3 separate regions of the Mus musculus genome follow, and all the other regions are linked to region 1. A link is a loop called in an ENCODE intact Hi-C map of the cell type or tissue named here. Cell type or tissue: left cerebral cortex. All regions are shown on one strand.

Evidence for each region. A loop is a pair of places that touch in the nucleus more often than their neighbours do. Peaks named below come from ENCODE experiments on the same cell type or tissue, not always from the same donor. Only the 100,000 strongest peaks of a DNase experiment are listed, where the experiment ranks them.
Region 2: it touches region 1 in a loop (11-fold over the local background); 14 of 42 quality-filtered maps call a loop at or near these places.
Region 3: it touches region 1 in a loop (3-fold over the local background); 8 of 42 quality-filtered maps call a loop at or near these places.

What each region holds. Positions count from the first base shown.
Region 1 is chr7:118,300,446-118,308,445 of GRCm38, forward strand. No RefSeq gene overlaps it. Among named protein-coding and RNA genes, the nearest start is that of Gm35083, 22 kb to the right of the region's middle. In left cerebral cortex, CTCF peaks have their summits at 698, 4,553 (motif pointing right) and 5,846; DNase peaks (open chromatin) are centred at 451 and 4,563.
Region 2 is chr7:118,685,029-118,693,028 of GRCm38, forward strand. Gde1 (glycerophosphodiester phosphodiesterase 1) reads right to left here. Exons shown (of 6, transcript NM_019580.4): 5 at 6,555-6,766; 6 at 3,530-4,122. The coding sequence ends at 3,975. Among named protein-coding and RNA genes, the nearest start is that of Gde1, 17 kb to the right of the region's middle. In left cerebral cortex, a CTCF peak has its summit at 3,417 (motif pointing left); DNase peaks (open chromatin) are centred at 3,399, 3,832, 4,265, 4,551 and 2 more places; H3K27ac peaks cover 920 bases.
Region 3 is chr7:118,592,181-118,600,180 of GRCm38, forward strand. Tmc5 (transmembrane channel-like gene family 5) reads left to right here and starts at 5,117. Exons shown (of 22, transcript NM_001105252.1): 1 at 5,117-5,364. It overlaps B230311B06Rik (RIKEN cDNA B230311B06 gene), which reads left to right and starts at 105. Exons shown (of 2, transcript NR_169121.1): 1 at 105-280; 2 at 4,245-4,658. In left cerebral cortex, a CTCF peak has its summit at 3,218 (motif pointing right); DNase peaks (open chromatin) are centred at 205, 1,810, 2,037 and 3,220; H3K4me3 peaks cover 692 bases; H3K27ac peaks cover 2,965 bases.

The DNA of each region.
Region 1 (8,000 bases):
ACTCTTGACTCCAGGGATCACTCCTGTTCTGTTCTTCTACCATGTGGGTTCCAGGAATGAGATGGAGGTGGCCAGCCTTGGCGCAAGCACCTTCATCGCAATGCTGGCCAACTTGCTCCTCCCTTTTAAATTCCATACTCGGAGTCACATGAGTCCTCTATCTCATCTCAGGTTAGGTGGCTGTGAGCCACCATGTGGAATTGAACTCAGGACCTCTGGAAGAGCAGACAGTGCTCTTAACCACTGAGCCATCTCTCCAGCCCTTTGGGGGTCACAGTTTGCTCACTGTTAGGCGCTCATCTCCCCCCACCTCACCCCCCCTTTGGTATTGAGAATGGGAGCCAGGGCCTTGCACAGGCTGAACACATGCTTTGACTATGAGCTACATCAACAGTCCCAGTACAGCCTCTCTCTTTATAGCACTCATTGGACAGCATCCCACTGGGTCACATCCAGATCTGCTTCCTATTACCCAACAGCTGTGTCCATTTTGCATCTCATTAACCAATCCCCTATCAAAGGCCACTTATGTTCTCTTTCCTCTAAATGACTACAGTGGAGCAACGACACATGCCCTCAGCCTCACTGGCGATGCCTATCCGTGGCAGGCTCCTGGCAGCAGAAGGGACACATTTTATTGACATGATAAAGCTGAAACCTTCCTCTCTTCTTCCCTCTCTTCCCCCAAGATGTTCACTGAGCTCCACCTAGCGCTGGGCTGGGTGCTGAGGCTAGAGAGACCCATAAGCCATGGGCCTCAAGTGAGGGAACCTGTGGTGTGCTCCGAGTGCCCTGTGGGAACACAGACAAACAGGAGAGCAGGCATAGGAAAAACAAGGAGGGCATCCAGGAGGAGGCAACAATTGCTAGAATGGGCGGACAATCACCATTGCACAACCAGGGGGAGCATTACATGGCAATCAGAGAGGGGGAGGGGCCAGGTGACTCGGACCTTTTGGGTTATACCATGAAGTTTTATCTTGTGAGTCTTACTCCTGAGAGTGAGATCTGAGAATCCATCCTCTGGTAGGAAAACAACAACAACAACAACAACAACAAAAGCTTCTGAGATTCCATCTGACCAGAAGCCTCTTCTCTAGAGATGATCCTTGGATCTTATGGGTGTGTGTGTGTGTGTGTGTGTGTGTGTGTTTTGTTGTGTGTAAGGGATGTGTGTGGTATGTGTATGAGGTTTGTATGTGTGGTGTGTGTGTGTGACATGTATGTGTGTGTGGTGTGTGTGACATGAGTTTGTGTGGTGTGTGGTGTGAGTGGTGTGTGTGTGTGGTTTGTGTGTGTGTGTGTGGTGTGTGTGGCATGAGTTTGTGTGGTGTGAGTGGTGTGTATGTGGTGTATGTGGCATGAGTTTGTGTGGTGTGAGTGGTGTGTGTGTGTATGTTGTGTGTGTGTGTGTGTGGTATGTGGTGTGAGTGGTGTATGTGTGGTGTGAGTGGTGTGTGTGTGTGTGTGGTGTGAGTGTGCTGTGTGTGTGTGTGGCCTGAGTGTGTGTGGCATGAGTGTGTGTGGTGTCATTGGGCACCCTGGGTCATTTCAGCTTCCCTGGAGTCTGGGGACTCTGCCGCTGGCAGCTGCAGCTGCACTGTTACAAGTGGGATGATTGGATGACTTTTCGTTTGGGCTGCAGGTGGAGCCTAGGGCTCTGTGCATGCTAGACAGAGCCTGGAACACTGACCGTGTCCCAACTAGAAGGCATTATTTTTAAACAAATCATCTGTTGCCAGGTGTCAAAGTTTATTTTAATTGTTCCGAAGAGAATCTTTTATTTTTTTTTAAGATTTATTTATTTTATTTATATGAGTACATTGTAGTTGTCTTCAGACACACCAGAAGAAGGAATCAGATCTCATTACAGATGGTTGTGAGCCACCGTGTGGTTGCTGGGAATTGAACTCAGGACCTTGGAAGATCAGTCAGTGCTTTTAACCTCTAAGACATCTCTCCAGCCCAAGAGAGTCTTTTAGAAGAGATGAGGGAAAGAAGTTACCAAAAGTTGAGTGACAGAGTTTTTGTGTTAATTAGGAAAAGAATACAAAATAGAGTTGCCAAGCAAATGTTAGTGTGAGCCTGTGGCCTAGTTTTTTGTTTTTTGTTTTTTTTTTTAATAATGACTTTTATTTTATTTTATTTATTTCTATGTATATGAGTACACTGTAGCTTTACAGATGGTTGTGAGCCTTCATGTGGTTGTTGGGAATTGAATTTAGGACCTCCAGTCAACCCCACTCTCTCTGGCCCAAAGATTTATTATTATATACTGTAGCTGTGCACCAGAAGAGGGCTTCAGATTTCATTATGGGTGGTTGTGAGCTACCATGTGGTTGCTGGGATTTTAACTCAGGACCTTTGGAAGAACAGTTAGTGTTCTTACCCGCTGAGCCATTACGCCAGCGCGTGGCCTAGTTTTTTAGGAAGCAGGATTTTCCAGGAGACTGAGGCTCGCCAGGGCTGAGACCACATTTTCTCTTCTCTTCTCTTCTCTTCTCTTCTCTTCTCTTCTCTTCTCTTCTCTTCTCTTCTCTTCTCTTCTCTTCTCTTCTCTCCTCTCCTCTCCTCTCCTCTCCTCTCCTCTCCTCTCCTCTCCTCTCCTCTCCTCTCCCCTCCCCTCCCCTCCCCTCCCCTCCCCTCCCCTCCCATCCTCTCTCTCTCTCTCTCTCTCTCTCTCTCTCTCTCTCTCTCTTTCTTTCTTTCTTTTTGAGATAGGGTTTCTTGTTGTAGCCCTGGCTGTTCTGGAATTCACTCTGCTGACTAGGTTGGCTTTGAACTCAGAGATCTTCCTGTCTCTGCCTCCCCAGTGCTGGGATTAAAGGCGTGTGGCATTATATTCAGTTCAGTTTCTTTCTTAGAAAATATTTATTTATAAATCATTTTTAGGAATGTGTTTGCATGTGTATTTGTGTGTGGGAATGTGCATGAGTGAAGCATCCCAGGAGGCCAGAGACATTGCATCTCCCTGGAGGTGGAGTTGAAAGTGACTGTGAGGCACTTGACATGGATGCTGGGAACTGGATTCTGGTCCTCTCCAAGAGCAGTGCATGCTCTTAGCCATGGATCCATCTCTCTAGCCCCTTCAAATATCTCTAATATAATTTAGTGTGTTAAATCTTGACATGATTGTGATCTAAACCACAAGTCATGTTTGGGGTTAATATCATTAGCGGACTAAAAAAATTACAATTTAGGCTGGTGTGAGGTGTTCGCCTGACATCTTGGCATTGTAATTGAGGCAGGAGGATCAAGAATTTGAAGTCAGCCGGGCGTGGTAGTGCACACCTTTAATCCCAGCACTCGGTAGGCAGAGGTAGGCGGATTTCTGAGTTCGAGGCTAGTCTGGTCTACAAAATGAGTTCCAGGACAGCCAGGGCTATACAGAGAAACCCTGTCTCGAAAAACAAAAAACAAACAAACAAAAAACAAGAATAAGAATAAGAATTTGAAGTCATCTCAGCTTGATCTTTATGATCTTGTAGTTGGTCAAAGGATTACATTTGATCAATTGTAAATTGTCAAACAAAATCTGGTGGCAAGAGGTACATCGTTAGGGTAGAGAGATGGCTCAATGCATGAAAATTGCTGCCATGAAAACTGAAAACTTGAGTTCGATTTCCTGAGCCCACATAAATGTGGAAGGAGAGAACTGACCACACACAGCCCGCTGACTTCCACATTTGTGTGTGTGCACACATGCTCACAGGCACGTGTGTACATACTCACACATTTAAAAACAGCTACACTCTTACCAAGAGTAGCCGAGGGCCAACCAAACAGCCTGATTTGTGAATACTTTGGCCAAGGCCTGAGCTAACTTTTACTACAAAGATCCGGAGAGTAATTTCATATTTTTTCAGGACATGAAAATAACAGAGCTATGTAGGGACACACGTGGCTGTGCTCCAGGAAAATGTTATTTACTAAGTCAGGAGTGGTGAGCCTAATACCCAAGGGGAAGCCAGAGGTTGAGAGTTACTGGCCAGTCTGGGATATATAGCATCATTCTCTCAGAGAGAGAGAGAGAGAGAGAGAGAGAGAGAGAGAGAGAGAGAACAAGCAACAAAACTTTAACAAAAAATGGGAAAGCACAAATTTGGCTTGTAGCTATAGTTGGCTAACCCCATTTGGCTTAGCATGTAGTAAGTGTTTAGCAATTGCTCTCAAATGGCAATTTCGAAATCAGTTCATTTTTATGTTTTTTTTTTGTTTTGTTTTTTTGTTTTTGCAAAAGGTAGAAGGTAGAAAGCAGGAAGTTTTAATGGTCAGTTCCTCAAAATACAGTCTTATCTAGAATGGATTTCATTTTATGTGTTTATTGAAGAAATGAAATCAGAACATGAAGGATGCTGAGTACAAGTGGGCTACTACTGCAATCAATCAATCAATCAATCAATCAATCATCAATCAATCAACCAACCAACCAATCAAGCACACATGCAAGCAAGCAAGCAAGCAACTAACCAACCAACCAACAACCAACCAACCCACATCAAAACCCAAGGCCTAAACCAAGCACCACATGGTGTTGATGTTCTCAAGTCTAACAGCAGGTGGCGCACGAGGCTAACACACGGCCGAGAACTCCCGAACCGTCTCATCACCGTGGCTTTACATTTTAAAGCCTCTGTTTTAATGAACAACACAGCAAGTTTGAGCAATGACTTTATGTTGACAGCACATTAAAAAATATCCTGGGGGGTCCCTTTAAAACTCATCGAGGTGACTTGGCTTTTGCTGGTCAAGCATTCCTGAAGCCTGGGTTTTTCCTGTAAAACCTTATGAATTACAGGAGTTTGGGTGAAGGCCCGGTGAGATAGAGATACAAAGGGAGGGGGAGGGGGAGAGGAAGGGAGGGGGAGGGGGAGAAGGGAGAGGGAGGGGGGAGCAGGAGAGTGTGTGTGTGTAGGCGAAGGTCATTCCATGGCCAGCCTGGAATATGAGACCCTTTCTCAAAAATCAAAAGACAGCTCATCAAAAAGTTTAATGGTTGGTTCTCTTCTTTCCAGTGCTGTTGTAGATTTGTGGGCTCAGTTCTTGAGGAAAATGGGCTAGTACACAAAGATGGCTTCAATGTGCTCTCTAGGCACGAGAGGGACCTTAGAGGAGAGATGGTGGAGTGAGGTTTCTTACTCTGCACTGAGCTGACCATGAAAATTAAGCTGGGTGTGGCCAGCACCATCAGACCCATCTACTCTAGACCCTAGGAGCTTGGGAATTGAGGGCAGCTTGGGCGACACATGAGACCCCATCTTGAGAAAAAAAGAATTACAGTGGTAATATTTATGTTGTATGTTTTGCCAAAATAAGTTAAAAACACTTTCCACAAAGTATTACCTTACAGGTCTCCAGGTCAGAAATCCAAAGTAGGTCTCAGGAGCTAACATGCCTATTGGCAGGACAGTGTTCCCTTTGTAGGTTTCAGGGGTGCAGTGGTTTCTACCTGATTATGTTTTCAGGTATATGAGTACACTGCAGCTGTCTTCAGACACACCAGCATTGGATCCCATTACAGATGGTTGTGAGCCACCATGTGGTTGCTGGGATTTGAACTCAAGACCTCTGGAAGAGCAGTCAGTGCTCTTAACGGCTGAGCCATCTCTCCAGCCCCTCTCTTCCATTTTTCAAGCCAGCAATAGCAGTTGAAGTTTCTTCTTCAATTGGTTCTCTCCTTCCACTATGTGGGTCTTGGGAATTGAACTCAGGCCATCAGGTCCACAGCAAGCTCCTTTGCCTGCTGAGCCCTCTAAACGGCTCTCATGCAATTTCTTTGATCTGTTCCTTTTCCTACCTCTTCCTTATTTTAATTTTATTTTTTTAAGTTTTTTTTTTTTAAGATTTCTTTATTATTATATCTAAGCACATTGTAGCTGTCTTCAGACACCCAGAAGAGGGCATCAGATCTCATTATGGATGGTTGTGAGCCACCACGTGAGCCAATCTCTCCAGCCCATTTTTTTAAGTTTTAAGATGAGGTCTTGCTATGGAGCCTATGTTGGCCTAAAGCTTATCATCTTCCTGCATCACTAACTTTTGTATGCTGGAATCACAGGTGTGCATCACCACACCCAGGATTTTAGAGACTCTTGGAACTCTCTTGCATCTCACTGGATAACGCAGGGTAACTTCTCCATTTCAAGACTAAGAACACATGAGATCTACAAAGTCTCTTTGCCATGAAGGTAACTCAGTAATAGTGATTCCGGGGCCAGTCATAGAGGTTCCGGGATCAGTCACAGCCGTTCCTGGGTCAGTCACAGTAGTTCTGGGGTAGGTTCTGGGACGCACCTGTACTTGCCACTGTAGACACAGAGGACAACTAAGTCTGGCTACGGAACTCACAGGGTCCACCTGCCTCTGTGTGCTACTATAACTTTCTGCATTGCTCTAAAGCAGTGATTCTCAACCTTCGGAATGCTGTGGCCCTTTAATATAGTTCCTTAGGTTGTGGTAGCCCACAATCATAACATTATTTTTGTGCTGGGTAGTGGTGGCACATGTCTTTTTAAAAAATATTTATTTATTTATTTTATTATATGTAAGTACACTGTAGCTGTTTTCAGACACTCCAGAAGGGGGCATCAGATTTCATTATGGATGGTTGTGAGCCACCATGTGGTTGCTGGGATTTGAACTCAGGACCTTTGGAAGAGCAGTTGGCACTCTTAACCGCTGAGCCATCTCACCAGCCCCAGCACATGTCTTTAGTACCAATACTCAAAAGGCAGGGGCAGGTGGCTCTCTGAGTTCGAGGCTAGCCTGGTCTACACAGCAAGTTCCAGAATAGCCAGGGCTACACAGAGAAACCATGTCTCATAAAATAAAACAAAAATTATTGCTATTTTAAAACTTTTTTGAAGTTTTGTAATTTTTGCTATCGTTATGAGCTGTAATATAAATATTTGTGTTTTCTGATGGTCTTAGGTGGCCCCTATGAAAAGGTTGTTCAACTTCCGAAGGGGTTGTGACCCACAACCTGAGAACTGCTATTCTAGAGGCAGAGACCCATATATTGAACTGGGTCTTGAGCTCAACGTAGCTTAGAATGAGCTTGTGTCTAAGCAGATCCACCATACCATCTGGTTTATGTAGTACGTGCTAGAGACTGAACCCAGGTCTAAACGGTGCTAGGCAAGTGCTCTACGGACCGAGCCACACCCAGGCCCAATGACCACAGGTCCTGAGTAGAGATTTTGTCGGCTCTAGGCTCGATGGCGTACATCTGTCAGCTAGACTGGATTACGCACATCAGCTTTGCCTTTGGATGGATTTTACAGCTTACCAGGCCACGCTCGCTCGTCTGGAGGCAAACTCGTGGAGATGTTAGGTGGGGGCACGAAGGAATAGGCAATGGGTGTGGCCTGCCCAGCAAGTTGTCCATGGCCTTCAGAAGCACAGAGCATAATCAATATGGATGACAAATTGATTTAGGCTGCTCCCTGCTGCCATTGTTCCTTATGGCTTTCGGTGGTTAGTTACTGCCATAAAGAAATTTATAAAATGTGTTTTTCCACACTTATTTACTTTGGTGTGTGTGTGTGTGTGTGTGTGTGTGTATGGAGGTCAGAGGATAGCTTTCGGGAATCAGTTATCTCCTATCACGTGGGTTCTGGGAATCAAATTGTATGGCTTGCCAGCACGTGACCCTACCCACTAGACCGCCTTGCCAGCAGCCCCAAGACACAAGTTTTAAGGATGAGGGTGGACCTGAACGTGGCAGCTTTTTCTTTTTCTTTTTAAAAATGTATTTATTTTATGTATATAGGTACACTGTAGCTGAACAGATGGTTGTGAGCCTTAATGTGGTTGTTCAGAATTGAATTTTTTTAGGACCTCTACCCACTCTGGTTGACTCCACTCGCTCCAGTCAACTCCACTCGCTCAGTCCTTGCTCCTGCTTATTATACGTTAAGTATACTGTAGCTGTCTTCAGACATGCCATTCCCATTATGGGTGGTTGTGAGCCACCATGTGGTTGCTGGGATTTGAACTCA
Region 2 (8,000 bases), 380 kb after region 1:
TTCCCTTTTCTTTCTTTGTGATGGTTTGTATATGCTTGGCCCAGGGAGTGGCACTAGTAGGAGATATGACCTTGTTGGAAGTAGGTGTGTCACTGTGGGTATGGGCTTTGAGACCCTCATCCTAGCTACCTGGAAGTCAATCTTCTCATAGCTGCCTTTGGAACAAGATGTACAACTCTCAGTCTGTGCCTGCACCATGCCTGCCTGGATGCTGCCATGCTCCCATCTTGATGATAATAGACTGAACCTCTGAACTTGTAAGCCAGCCCCAACTAAATACTGTCCTTTATAAAAGAGTTGCCTTGATCTTGGTGTCTGTCCACAGGAGTAAAACCCTAACTAAGACCTCCCCCTCCTCTTCCTCCCCTGCCTCCCATCTCTCAACAACCCTTCCTATCTCTGCCCCCACTTCCATGCACTCCCAATCACCTCTCCACTGGTACTTCCCCCTTCTCTTCCCTCTGCACTTTCACCTCTCCCAACCCTCTCACCCTACCCCTGCCCTCTCCCCACCCCTCCCCCCACTCCTCCCTATCCTCTCCCCACCCCTCTCTCCCACCCCTGCCCTCCTCACCCCTCTCCCCCACCCCTGCCCTCCTCACCTCTCTCCTTCCACCCCTGCCCTCCTCACCCCTCTCTTCCCCCACCCCTGCCCTCCTCACTCCTCTCTCCCCCCACCCCTGCCCTCCTCACCCCTCTCTCCCCCATCCCTGCCCTCTCCCCACCTCCTTTTCTACCCTGTTCACTTTCCCTTTCCTTTGTTCTCCTCCCCTCCTTGCAGCCCCTCCTCTTCTGCTTCTCTCATTTCCTCTCCTGATCCCTTCCCTGCTCCTCTCCCCTCATCTCCTTTCCCCGCCACACCTACTTTCCTGTCTCTCAATTCTCACCCCTTAGCTCCCCAGCTCCTCCCCTTATTCCCTGACTTCTCTCCATTCCACACTCTACACTCCCCTCTTTCCCTGACTCTTCCTCTCTCCATTCTCTCCTCCCCCAGCTCTTCCCTCCCACATCAATGCTTTTGCTTTTCTCCCCAGTCCATCATCTTCCCCCACCTCCTCCCTCCCTGGTGCCCCTCCCCCCTTTCCTGTCTCCCAACCTCACCTTGCTCCATCTCCCCTCAGCCCTCACCCTTTTCTAGGAAATCCCCCCCTTTGCTCCTCTCCTGTCCTGTTATGTCACATGCCAGGCACCCATTTTGAAGGGCCCCAAGGCTCAATCAGGCCTCAGATGTGTTTTCTGGGGTCACGTTCTCCTCCCTCGTATCACTTGGTCACAGTGTGACATGCTTAGATATTTAATAAATGTTAAAAATTTCAAGAGAAGCCGGGCATTGTGACGCACACCTTCAATCACTTGGGAGGCAGAGGCAGGCGGATTTCTGAGTTCGAGGCCAGCCTGGTCTACAGAGTGAGTTCCAGGACAGCCAGGGCTACACAGAGAAACACTGTCTCAAAAAAAATTTTTTTTTTCCCAAGAGAACTTCCTTGGGCTTAAAGCTCGGTGTGGAGTATATGCTCACTGTGAGTCCCTGGGCTCAGTCTAGCACCAAAACTAATGGAAGGCAAAGGTTTTTAAATATTTTGAGTCTATGTAGTCAGGCTGGCTTCAAAATGAAGGCTCTCCTGCCTCTGCGTCCCAAGTACTGAGATTACAGGGGTATACCATCACAGCCAGCCTGAAGCTGACCTGTCTGCCCCTGCTAGCTTCTCCCTCCCACCTCTCTGACCTTTCAGCCCCATCTGTGGCCTGCCATAGACCCACAAGCTAGTCATGGTGTTTCCACAGTCCTGCTGGCGTACAGCAGCCAGTGAGTTTTAGAATGCCACCAGTCCATACAGCTAGGTGACAAGAAAGGATGTCAGGTTTTGATACTGTGTGTGAAGGCTCTGGTAATAAAGGAGACCTCAGATACTTCTAGTCAACATTTATAAAGAGCCAGGTGTGGCAGCACATTCCCATAACCCCTATAGTTGGAATGCTGAGGCAGAAAGCTTAAGACCAGCCTGAGATCAATAACATGACTGTCTCAAAAACCCAAGGACTTGGGGTGAGGCTCAGGGGTGGAGCACTTGTCTAGGATGCACAAAGCCTTAGGTTTGATCTCCAGCAAAGAAACTAGCTTCTTTTTTTTTTTTTTTTGGTTTTTTTTCGAGACAGGGTTTTTCTCTGTATAGCCCTGGCTGTCCTGGAGCTCACTTTGTAGACCAGGCTGACCTCAAACTCAGAAATCCGCCTGCCTCTGCCTCCCGAGTGCTGGGATCAAAGGCATGTGCCACCACTCCCGGCTCTAGCTTCATTTTAAATGTCACCACTTACAGCTATGTCTCTTGATGCTGGCCTACAACCTCAGCTACTTGGGAACCTGAGAGATTTTACGTTTATGGCTACTCTAAATAACTTAGTGGAACTCTGTCTTAAAGGGGCTGGAGTGAGTTAAAAGCCTAGCAGACAGAGGCGCTCACCAAGCTTGATGACCTGAATTCAACTTTGTGACCCGCGTGGTGTGAAGACCCTGGCAAGCCGTCCTTCCATCTCCACATGTGTGCCACGTGCACTCTCACACCAAAGGGAATTTGAAAATTTTTCTTTTTGAGATGGGGTTTCTCTGTGTAGCCCTGTCTGTCCTAGAACTTGCTCTGTAGACCAGACTGGCCTGAACTCAGAATCTCCCTGCCTCTGATTCCAAACTGCTGGGATTAAAGATGTGTACCACATCTGGCTTAATTTAAATTTGTTTTAAAAAGAGGTCTAGATATAACTCTGACAGACGACTTACCACAGGTAAAGCCTAGGCTGAATTTCTAGCATCGCATGCTAAGGCCTGGTATGAGGGTTCAACACGGAAAAAGTGCTACCAAACCCAATAGTCTGAGTTCAACGTCAGGGACCCATGGGGGAAGGACAAACCTGCAAGTCGTCTTCTAACGTCTGGGGCAGCAGTGGTGGTACGTGTTGCCACCCCTTCCTTCAACAACTAAAAACAACACACACACACACACACACACACACACACACACACACACACACACAGCCGCTTTGTCCCTGTGGGATGGCCAGGGCCTGGAACTGGACACTGCCTGTGGACTTTATGATGGACTCAGGTACGTCCCTAACTGCGCTGCCTCTGCTTCCTCACCTCTGAAGATGATGCCAAGCATCCGTAAGCGTTTTGCCCAGGGCTGCAGATGACTGTGCTTACAAATGCCTCATCTAGTTCCCAGTCTAGAGCAACGACAGCAAAAGGAACAGTAGGTCTGAGTCAGGGCTGAGGCCGGCACCAGTCTGTGCATCTGCAATTGAGAAATGAAGAGCAGCCCAGATCCTCAGACCCGTTCTCCTGGTTCTTTATCTAAGAACCTGCCAGTGATCAGGCTTCCAAGCACGATGGGAAAGCTGCCGCTCTGCCCCCTGGTGGTCAGAAGTGCTTACATCAAGATGACACAGATAATTCCAAGTCTTGAAACTAAAGCAGGAAAGGCCTCCCAGGCACTGTAGGACCAGAAGATCAGTACACAGTTTGCCCTCTGTTCACCTTTCAATGATTTTATTAGTGTGGTCACAAGTTTGACACCTACAGGTCGCCATTAACAAAGCTGACGACAAATATTGGAAATAAGTGAATTACTGAAGTACGGCAAGATTTAAAATGTCAACTTGGAGTGATCATGCAAGCCCCATGCATTGGTGCCTGCGCCCTAATTGCAGGACCCACTCTGCTCATCCTCGTGGCTCTGTACCCTCAGCGGGGTCAGGGTGGGGCCACCCTGCCTTTTTGCAGATCCAGAATTTTAAGGGCAAGTGTGGAGCCTTCCTTGGAGCATGGTCACCATGCCTGGTTTCTGCTTGTTGGGGTGACACTGTGACTATTGCTAGTATGAGCCACAGGGTCCCCAGGGCTTGTGCTAACAGAGTGTTCTCATGTCCCTGCAAGAGGCCTCCAGGCAGTTTCGCAACTGTGTTTCCTCCTGGGGAGTCTAGAAGTGAGGTGCACAGTCTTCTAGCATGCTGTCAGTGATGTAGCTGGACCCAAGGTGGGACTCGTAGTAATTCTTTTCATCAAAGGTATTGACAGTCCAACTCACAACCTGGATTCCTTTAGCTGACCACTTCTTCAAATAGTCCCTGGAGAAAAGGGGAAAATCAGCCGTGTTAGAATGGACAGCTGTCCTGGAATTGAGAGCTCAAAGCATGTGCTCTGTGACTGCCAACTGCTCCCAGAGAGCCTCCAGCTGGCCTCCTACCGCAGTCAGAGGCTGGGAAGCAGGCACGGCTTATGTCTGCTTTACATCATCATCCGAGCTCACACACATCACAGTCACCAAGGGCTATCATCTCTGCCCTCTTACACCAACCACACTGTCCGTTTCTCTCTGTACTGCAGGAGCCTCCCTTTCAGGTCACCAGAGCTTCTCTGTCCTCCGCTCCTGGGGAAGAACAGCGCTCTACACCCTCCCTCAACGCTTTCTTCCTTGCAGTTCACAGGCAGAGCTTAGTTTGCTCCTGGCACCCTGTCCCATATCTGGTGAAAAGCTGAGAAGTCCTGAGTGTCCCCAGGTATGGGAAAGGTCACAATATAAAAGCAGCTGTTGTGACACAAACCAGAAACATACCTTCAAACAGCAAGCCTAGAACAACCACATTTTCTCAGATTTACAGGTGATTCAAGATGATTCAGTGACTTCCAGGCAGACAAAAGGCTCACAGCCCCCACTCCAGAACTGGTAATTTCTCAAGACAAATGAGCTACCTTGGCGTGTAGCTGAGACATCCTCAAGGAAGATGCCAGGTAACCACTCTGGTGAGGCCAGGTAAAGAGACCCAGGTGTGAGCCTCCCACCTCCACCATGCCCACTTCCTCACGTGCTCCCACAGCACTGGCCCGACAAGAGCAGGCCTGGATGTCCTTTACCCGCTGGCTGATAGAGAGGCTGGAGTGTGACCCTGGGCCTCGGGCACGCAGGGAGGCAGTCATCCTCAACTGTACCGCAGCGTCTCTTCACTTCTGTTTTATGCTCTCACTGGAGCCCGGGCTGCCCTTGAACATGCAATCCTTCTGCTTTAGCCTCCAGAGTTGCTTGACTTTCAGGCCTGTGCCACCGTGGTAACAATTACCATTCCCCTCCTTCTTCCTTGGGACACCTCCCTGTGCGAAACTAGATCAGAATACAAGGCCTATGCACTGCTGTCCTTGAAGCTGTTGATGGCGCTGTCTTTCACTATTGTTCTCATCTTAGATTTGAGACAGGGTGTCTCAATGAACCCGGAGATCGAAGCTCCAGCTAGACTGATTCCCAGAATCTGCTGCTCTAGCCACACACATGCTACTGCGCCAGTTTGCATCCGGCTGCTAGGAATGTGAACTCAGACCCCAAAGCTCGCACAGAAGCACTTACCCACTGGCAGCCCTCAGCTGTGGCTTTGTATTTACTAGACTCAAGGCTGGACTGGCATCCCTGTCCAATTGGACATGGAAGTCAAGGAGGCAAAGAGCGCGGCTCTGCTTCTTCACTACTGTACCCTCCGCTTCCTCATGCAGCACCTGACAGCACTGTTGGCCATAGCCAAATGGCTGCCAGAATAGCAAGCTGGAAGTCGGATGGAGCTACAGTGTGCGTCTACAGCTCTAAGGCTGCCACAGACAGCTCAGAGATGTCAGTAAGCGAGAGAACAGACAAGCAGAAGGGAGGATGGGAGCTAGAAGGCCATGGCCATACGCGGTTTCCGCTGTGGCACTTCCCTCCGTCTAGTTTCCCAAGGGAGCCAATCACAAGCAGTGCAATGTCACCACTTTCTAAAAATGCTTTACAACACTGGACTGGGGTTGGGCGGTGGTGTAAGCTTAATCCCAGCACTCACTGGAGAGGCAGAGGCAGGTAAATCTCTGTGGGTTTGAAGCCAGAGGTCTGCAGAGTGAGCTTCAGGACAGGCAGAGCTACACAGAGAAACCCTGTTTGATGAGGTGGGCTATGATGCATCAGCTCTGCCACACACATTTACACGGAGAGCAAGAACTTGCTGACATATTACATGATTAATATGTTATAAATTGTAATTTACTTTTAAAACATAATAAAAAATGCTTGTCATTCAAGAACCAGAGTTGGGTGTCCAGCAGCCACATAAAAACTGGGAGACATCACAGACCATCTATAGTCCCAGTGCTCAGGAGCTGGAGAAGATCCTGAGGAAAAGGTAGCTTCTCACAGGACCAGCTCCATCAGTGAGTCCCACACATACAACATACAAACACACACCACACATACAGGTACCACACATACAAACACTACACATACATACAGCACACATACAAACACTACACATACAAGCAGTAAACAAACAAACTAATGAAACAGAGTATCTGGTTAGCCTGTTGTGAATCAATGAACCATGTCTGACATCTTCCCACACACTTCCAGCAGCTGGCACTGCTCTAACTTACAGGCCAGGGGACCCATGAGTCACAAACAACTCAGTCTGCCCACTTCTTTAACGCCTCCTTTCCAGAAAAAGCACCCAGGACACCAGAAGCCAAGAGACAAAAACTTCTAACTTACGGGGAGACAAAATCCTTCTGCATGAGGAAGGCTGAAATCCCACACAGGTACCACAAGACATTGTGCATGCTCCAGTCCAGCAAGATGTCCAACACCACAAACACAGACTGCTTCCAAAAGACGCTGTAGCGAGGCTTCCCATCTCCAGTGTGGCTCAGGCTCCAAGGCCTGTGAGTTAGGGCTGTGATTACCTTCTGATCCGTTTGTCTCATCTGAAAAGGAATTTTGGAAAAGAAAATGATCATCTCTTAAGTCTATAATTTCTAAAAATTTTAGATTTACCAAATATTCATTTGATGAGGGCCCCATAGCGACCACGTTTGCCATCTCTCACAAGTCCTTTGAGAAACAAAGTAGATGTAGGTATGCAACGCCCACTACAATTGAGGGCCTCTTCCTCACAGTCCTACAGGAACTGCCCTATCAAACAGAGAGAACCTGGCTGCCGAGGGAGCCCAGCCTCAGCGTGGTGGCAGGCATGAGGCCCTCCCTAGGTGTAGTCAGAAACACACAGCAAGTGAGAGGGAGAGAAAATGCCAACCACAGGGTCAAGTTGTATTTGTTTGTTTGTCTGGGTTTCTGGAGATAGGGTCTTCTGTAGTTCAGGCTGGCCAACCACACCAAGCCTCCTGCCTTGGGCTCCTGAAAGCTGGGGGCTACAGATGTGCTCTCCACCATGCCCAACTTTCAAAGCCACACTTTAATAACGCTATGAAGATAAGCTTTTAATTGAATTAATCAAATAGCATGTTAATTCAGAACTCAATGAGGGTAGAGCCAGGATCATTTCAAGAGATGCTGGTTAATTTCAACCCTGTTTATGGCAGGACTGCAGAGCTGTGGGGAGGGGAAGGAGAAGGGAGGAAGAAAGAAGAGGGGCTGTAAGGAGACTGGAGAGAGGGCAGAGCATCACATACTCCAAAGGCCTCTGTGCTCAGATAAGCCTGGGGAGCCTGTGGAAACATGTCTGTAAGCCCCAGGACCGCCGACGCCCTGGGAAGGTCTGCACTGGCATGCACTGTCCTGCTCCTGTTGTGGACATTTTTTGTTTGTTTGTTTTTTGTTTTCTTTTTGTTTTTTGGTTTTTCGAGACAGGGTTTCTCTGTATAGCCCGAGCTGTCCTGGAACTCACTCCGTAGACCATGCTGGCCTTGAATTCAGAAATCCACCTGCCTCTGCTGGGATTAAAGGTGTGTGCCACCACGACCGGCTGTTGCAGACATTTTTAATGTATGCTGTTGACCCTAGCTGAAGGATACCACAGAAAAGCTCAATATTTTGGAAACTAGTAAATAAAGAGAAAGATTAAGTCATTACTCAGACTATAGGGAAACTAAATGATAGATCAGGAGGTGTCTTATTTATACATGAATTCTAGATTCTGAATAAAATATTAGCATTTCATAACTTCCTAGTAAACTGACAGACCTGGCCAATGAATGCCAG
Region 3 (8,000 bases), 290 kb after region 1:
GTGTCCCTCCTCTCTTCCACACTCTGGCCTCCTCACTTCCCAAGGTCCCCCACAGATGTACTTCCGGTCCATCTGGAAAACATTTCCCTCCTACGGAGGTAATGACTTCCGCCTGTACCCATTCCCATCAGCCCTGCTACACTGTCCTGCTCTGAGTTCTGACTACTCTCTGTCTCTAGGGAGGACTTGGCTGAAATCTCCGAGGCAGGAGATGAATCCTGATGAGAGCCAAAGTTTCTCTGAGGTGGCTCATGGCCTAGACGCTGCTGCCCAGAACGCTGTGAGTGGGGGAAGGGAAAGTTCCCTTTGGCTATTGTTGCAGACAGACAGCAGGACACCAGCACACACACTCAGCAGCTGCCCTCGTGGGTATTTGTTATAAGGCTGTTGAGCTCCAAGGGCTCCTTTTGGGAGGACCATGCTGTTCTGGTATGTCATCATTCCAACTTTCTCATGGTAAGCTGTCATTTCCAGAGAGAGAGAGAGTGAAAAATGAGACAGCCTTGGATCAGCAAATGGTTCTTCACTCACTGGCTGTGCGATCCAAGGCTTGTTACTAAGCCTCTCTGTGCTTCTGCTCTCTCATCTATTTTCTCCCCTTTCCTTCTTTCCTCTTTTAGATAAGAGCTTGCTAGGTAACCCAGGCAGGCTTTAAACTTAAAATATTCCTGCTTCAAGCCACCAGAGTTCAGGGATCATGGGTCTGCATGACCAAACCTGACTCTCTTCCTATATCAGTGGTATCTGTTCCTCTGTTTAAAAAAAGCATTAGCTGGACCTGGATTGTGCAGACAGGGAGAGGTGTGGGTTTGACTCCTAATGTGACCTGGGTATCTGGGAGCTATAACCAAGGAGCAGGCTGGAGGTTGCTGATAGGAAATTACCAGGACAGAATATTAGAGCTGTATTAGTTAAGTTGCTCTGAGCAGATTGGAGGAGGGAGGACTTAGTTTATTCCAGATTTCAGAGGCGTTGGTCCAACTTCTATCATGCTGGCCAAGAAGCAGAGAGAGGGATGGTAGCAAGAAAGAGGTGAGGGCAGAGCATCTCGCGTCCACCCCTGCTTCCTCCCAGGGGTGCCATCTAGATGGGAATTCATCAAAATACAAGGTCAGAACCTGCAGTATCTAACTGTGAGCAATCTGTCACACACACAGCAGGATGGAATGTCTCATTAATCATGAGGTGATTCGAACTCCAATCAGGACGACTGTGGCGACTAGCCACCACAGGGAGTTAAGGAGGTTTCTATCTAGGCTGAGCTGATGAAACTGTCACTGCAGATAGATCAGGTGACAGATACCATCTAGGAAGGAGGCCCACTCAGTGAGGGGCAGCAGGTATTAGGGCTCCTTCTTCCTAAATGACTGTGCAAGGCTCTCTGGCAACACTAGAGTTCACAGGGGAGAATACAGGCAGGCTCTGGAGTTGGTTAGGAGCCTTACAGTTAGGCTACACAAAGAATCTTAGTCATCTCTGTTCAGCTCAGATCTAAGAGGCAGAGGCAGGGCACTGAGCTCAGAGTTATATGTAAATCTGAGTCTAGAGAGGACCCGCTGAGCTTTCTAGGTTCGTAAGTCCCAGAACAAATAATTGGACCAGGGTGAGAAAAAAGTAGAGGTGCTGATGGACCCCCACCTGGGAGTGTGGTGAGTCTCTAAGGCCTCTCCTCTCGGGAGAGTGCCTTGGGTGAGCTTGGTTTGTTCCTCATAGCCCTGGTGAGGGAGGAGTTCCCAGGCCTTCCGCCAACTGGCTTCTTTCATATGCTAATCTCCCCTCCAGCCCTATTCTGCCAACAGTTGCTGTAACAGAAGACCACCCCTCCTCCCAAATTGGGTGCTTTATATAGAAAAAAATATATCGTTCACACAGTCTCCAGCTGGGAAGGGACATCTGTTCAGTGAAGAGGAACAAATACAGCTTCTGGAACATTCCTGTGAAGCAAATTGCCTGGGTGCTTCAAAGATATCAATAGCTGGAGTGGGGGCGGGGCAGGGGCAGGGGTGAGGTGGGAAGCTCTGTAAAGCTCTTGCATAGTAAACAGGAGGTCCTGAGTTCCACCCCCAACCCTGGGGGGTGGGGCAAGGAAACAACAAGAGTCGGGGTTGGCTGAAGCAAGGGAGGAGGAGGGGACAACTGGACTAAAGTAGAGTAACATGGAACTGATGGTTCACAGCCGACCTCCTCTGCTTTCCTCTGTTGGTGCTGGCTATTAGTGCGAGCAGGAAGGTCCTTGGGATTTCCCAGCACACAAAGCTGAGAGAGTACTGAAGAGCTGCCATAGGGGACTGGGGAGGGATGGCTCAGTGGGTGACGCACTTGCTGCAGAAGCCTGAGCATCCGAGGTTGGACCCTCAGCATCCACGTAAAATTGGGCTCAGTCTGTAATCTCGGCTCCTACCTCGAGAAGACGGCCAGAAGTAGCCTGGGGAGTCCCTAGGCCAGCTCGGGAATGCAGCTGTGAGCACCAGACTCAGCTTCCCACAGGTAGAAGGAAGGCAAATGTCTCTCGCTGAACCTTGAACTCATCCGGCCACCAGTAAACCCTAAGTGTTTTCCTCTTTCTAGCCCATGCCCCACAACCCTCACCCCAGAATGGGGTTACAGTGTGAGTGCAGCCACCCGTGGCTTAGTGCTGGGGATTTGAACTCATGTCCCCATGATTGCAGCAAGTGCTCTTACTCACTGAGCCCCTCTGATTTAAAGACGCTTGTCTTAATTAAAGGCATGCTGTGCTAGCATTAAATAAACGGGGCTGTCTGGTGCTTTCAGGTTCGTCTTGGAGTCTGCGTGTGGGATTCTTACGGTTCTCTGATGGACCCAGTCACGCCAGCCAGCATGGCACAGAAGCAATGTAGGTCGTGTGGCCCTGAGGTCAAGCAGACCCAGAACTGGCTCTGTAGGGCAATGTTACATAAGTTCCCTTTGTCTCTGTCTGAATTACCTCCCCGTGTCTAGATTTCCGTGTCTTTAAACTTAAGACACGCTATGACTATGTTTTCTGGACCGGACTGGGAGACCAGAGCTCAAGCACTCTGTTATCCTGTCACATGATTGAGTGCATGATATCACGTGCCAGGTGGGCACCTAATTTGAGCTTCTTTGACCAGTGAGTCCCTTCCGTAGACTGGGCTAGATCCCTTCCTAGTCGTCTTTCCTTGACGAAGCCTCCCTTTTCTGCCTCACCCTAGAGGCAAGTAGCCACAAGAGGGAGCCAGAGAGCAGGCATGGGAACCGGTCAGGCCAGCTGGGGAACTTTGCCAAGTTTGTATTGATGGCACGCGCGCGCGACTCTGCAGAGGTAAACACCATCCTCCCAGGAGAGGGCAGACTAAATCTTGGTTATAATGAGTGTTTCCGAAGGTGGCCAGGGTTCTGCTAGGTCTCTGGGAGCCTGATCTCCGGCTGCTACGGACCGGTCACAGTTTCTGGAAAAAAAACCCACCAAGTCAAATCCCTTAGTGTCCCAGAGTCACCACCTTTCAAGTAGTGCTTTATGGTCTTTTTCAGGCTAGCTGAGGATATTTGGGCAGAGATTTGGGTGGGGCATTTATTCCGGTTTTGTTTGTTTGTTTATTATTTTTAAAAAGTGTTTTACTATGTGGTCCCAACTGGCCTGGAACTCCTTTTGTAGCACAAGCTGTCCTAAAACTCACAGGTCCACCTGCCCCCACTTCAGTGCTGGGATTAAAGGCATGAGCCACCATGCCTTGCCTTGCCATGTGGGCCTTTAAAAAAATGCCTCAATGAAGACAAATGTGCTTACATTTTAAACTTATTTCTCTCTCTCTCTCTCTCTCTCTCTCTCTCTCTCTCTCTCTCTGTGTGTGTGTGTGTGTGTGTGTGTGTGTGTGTGTGTAAGTCAGACAACTATTTTTAGTAGGTAGTAAATTCCTCCACCTTTATACCATGTGGGTAGAAGTCAGGCAAGCGTGGATTCAAACCCCTTTATCCAACTGAGCGGTCTTGCGTGTATGTTAAAGAACTATGTCTATAACCATATCGTGATCTTCTTGGTCGCAGAACTAGGTAATAATAGCCTCTGAGATAAACAGGCAACAGAGTCTGTTTGCTGGTACAGTGCTTCCTTAGGGACCCTGCTGTGCCTGACACACCATGTCCCCCCTGCAATAGTCAGAACGACAGCTGGGTGGTACTGAAGCAGACACACACACACACACACACACATTTCTTAACAGTAACGGAAAGCAAATGGCTTGCAACTTATCATCCTCATCCTTCAGGTGCAGTTCAACGGAGAAGAGCCACGGCGCTATGTGGCTTGTCTCCGGAACGTCCTCATCTGGGGAACGCCACCTCAGCACCCCCTCAGCGCCCCAAAGCTTCTGTCTGTGGTTGTTTCCTGTGCGAGTACAACTCGGAGCATTCAAGCTGTTGTACCAGACTCATCTTGCCCAGTGTCAGAATCTCTTGTTCAAGACAGGCTGGGTGTGAAGCATGCCTATAGTCCTGGCACATCAGGAGCTCAAGGCCGGTCCAGCTACTTGAGACCCGTGTGAGAGCTTAGAAGGTAAAGGTGCTTGCTGCTGTGCTTGACAGCGTGACGGAAAACAAGAATGGACCCCTACATGTTGTTCTTGGATCTCCATACATGTTCCCATGGACCCCCAATAAATAAAATGTAATTAAAAAAAAAACCTCTCTGTTTTGTTATGAAATTTCCCCTCTGTAGCTCTGGCTGCTTTAAACTTTCAGCAATCCTCCTGCCTCAGTCTCGTAAGTGCAGATTACAAGCCTGGGCCAACAGTCTGGCTGACGTTTTCCTTCCTATTGAAAGGCAGGATTTCACTAAGTCACAGGGACTGTCTTGGAAAGATCTGGGATGACAGGCTGGGTCACCACCCTGACCACTTGGTTTGTTATTGGATGGACAGTGTCGCTCTAGTGGTGAGTGGCAGGGTGCTCCTCACTGTGGTGTCTGATTCTGTGTCTGATTCTGGTGATCCGAATCTCCATGTGACTCTGCATTTCTTTAGATTCCCACAGTGTGGCCGGCAAAGCTTTTGGAGCTAGTCGCTCCAGCCCCAATGCCTTCCGGCATCCCCTGGGGACTCCATGGCCCTGGCTTCTGCTGAGCGGAGGGGTGGGGCTTTCATGGGAGACAGTAGTGTGTGTACACTGGAACGAGCAGTAGTTGTCTATAGCCACCGTCTTCAGGGACCTGCTGGATGCTAAGAATACTGTAGCCGGCCCCTGGATACTAGGACGACACGCGGCAGCCTGCGCACAGTCCTAGGTCCTAGCTGGAGCACACTGTGAGTGTGAGAGAGGCGCTGCGCCCGGGTGAGACGGTTGCCCTGCACGGAGGGTAGCGGCTGTGGCACGGAAGCAGGAGCTACGCAGGTGGATTGGGTGAAAGTGGGGCGGGGAGCAGGGGGGAGCGGGAGCGGGGCGGGCGGATCTAGGAGCTAAGGGCCCCGGCAGCCTCTGCACCCCAACAGCAGCGCTGGCCTTCTGTGGTAGCAAAAAACGGGGTAGGATTGTCTAAACTGCAATTTGCATGAGAATATCTTCAAGATCAATTTCCTTTCTTAAGAAAGTCCCATAGCCACAGGTCCAAAACCCCGAACGTGTCTAAGCCAATATCAAAAAACTTCTCCCTTCCTGCCTGTCTTCCCCTGCGACCGCTTACCGCCAGGTCTGGAGGGCACCTGCGGCCAACGCAAGAACCATCTCACAATGTCTAGGGCAGAGTCCCTGGCTAGATGGGATGGTTTCCAGAAGAGAGAGACTGGGTGGAACTTGTGTGTCTCCTATACTTGGGGTTCTCTTGTGTGAAACGGGGAGAGTTCTGGGACGCTACTGCTAAGCACCCTAAGATGACAAAATGCCCAAACTCTAATACGGCAGAAATCAGGAAACGGTGCCTGACAACTGAGAAAGGACCTTTTGCCTTGTGGTTCCTCGACGCCCTCTCTGCGACCCCTGCATTCCTCAGTTGCTGGCAGCTGGGGACTTATCTCTGTCCCAAACCAAGCCATCCTCTAGGGGACCATCTTCTACTTCCTCTCATATTTTAAGGCCTTTCCTCAATTTGTGAGGAAGAAAAGTCCCATCTCTCCTTTAGGAAAAAAAAATTCACCATTTTGCATTTAAAATGTAAATTTTACTTACTTGTTCTTAAGTTTTTGTTTGTTGTTGGTTTTTGTTTGTTTGTTTTTGTTTTTTGTTTGTTTGTTTTGTTGGTTTTTTGTTTGTTTGTTTGTTTGTTTTTTGACAGAGTATCCCTGTCTATGGGCTGACTCCATTCTTGTAGCCCTGGCAGGCCTGCCTTTGCTATGTAGACCAGGCTGGACTTCAACTCAGAGCTCTGCCTTCCTCTGCCTTTTGAGTGCTGGTGGTGCACCCCCAAGATTTTATTTTTATTTTTAATTATGAGCATGTGTGTGGTTTGTACACATTAGTGCAGGACCCCTGAAGGGCACTGCATCCCCAGGAGCCAAATTACAGGCAGTTAGTTACCTGAAGTGGGTGTTGATAGGTGATTTCTCAGCTACCAGTGAAATGAGCCAACTCAAGCCAGATCAGAGTATATTAAAGTCAGGTTTATTGGGAAGCTGGGCCCCAAGGATGGAGGCCAGGGAAGTTACAATGGGGAAAAGGGGTGGGTAGGGGAGGAAGACAGAGCTCTTTAGTAGAGAGAGAAGAGGAAAACAAAAGAGAAGGAAGGGGGGAGGGAATGAAGGAGGGTGACAGGGAGGTGCAGGGAGAGGCAGAGGGACCAAAATGTCTGGATTATATAGAGAAGAGCCTCGGTGGAGGGTTGCCCAGTCCCTGGGCTGCTAAGTTCAGGGTTAGGGACAGGGCATGCCAGGTAGGGACTGAGAGGTGCGGGAAGAACCTGGGGGCCAGGTCTGCTTACCAGATCCCACTCTGCAATAACAAGTGGTCTTAACCACTGAGCCATCTCTCCAGCCCAATACATTTATTTTTAATTGCATTAGTTAATTGTGTTTTTACCTTTTGCTTTTGAGACAGGGACTCTTGTATCATGGTCTGGCCTTAAACGCATGTGTAACTGAGGATGCCCTCAAACTCCAGATTCTCTTGCCTCTACCTCCTGAGGGCTGAAGTCACAGGGCTCACTGGCTGCCTACTGTCTGGTTTATCTGTCGCGAGATGGCCCCCAGAGCTTTGCGTATGCCAGGTAGCCCTCTGCCGGTTGAGGACATTCCTAGCCCTACTTAGCGTTTTGATGTGGGTGTCAATATTGCAAGCTAAGAACAAGAAGGATAAGTCCCATCCCTCTCCCCCTCCCCCTTCCCCTCCCTCCCCTCCCCCCTCCCTCCCCCTCCCCCCTCCCTCCCTCTCTCCCTTCCTCCCTTTCTCCTTCCTTGTTTAAGAGACAGGGTCTTTCTCACTATGTTTTCTGAGCTGACTCCATTCTTGACATCCTCCTACCTCGGTCACTCAAGAGCTAGGAGTTCAGACTTGTGCCACTGCCCCCATCTCTTTCCTTCCTTTTGAATGTTTCCTTCTTAGAGGCCTCACTGAGGGAAGGTAGAGTGTATCTGCTCAGCTGTGGTTTCTCTCTAGGTTGAGTCTTGGGTGACTAGAAAGGACCTGAGTCACAAAAGTCCCATTTATCTCCAGTGTTGCCTCCGCTGAGGAGGTGGAGGATTTTGCTTCCATTTCTCAGATAAGGAGGGTAACACTGAAACTAGAAGAGGACGAAGAACAAGAGTCGGGATTTGAATTTTGAACTGCCTCCTTGAGCTGTCAGCCACATCCACACTGCCTCCAAGGCACAGGCCACCTGGGATCATAATTGTGAGCTAAGGCTACCTTCAGATGCTGCCTCAGGGGTGCTGGCTGCAGAACACACTGTCCCAGAGCTGGGAGCATCTGTGAGACCAGGGTCTATCAGTACTACGTTTCCAAGGGACCCACAGTTCAAAGCCCGACTTACTTCCTTATGGTGTCATAGAAATAAAACACTGAGCTGAAAAGGACTTTGCTCTCTTTGTTGTCTTGATGCC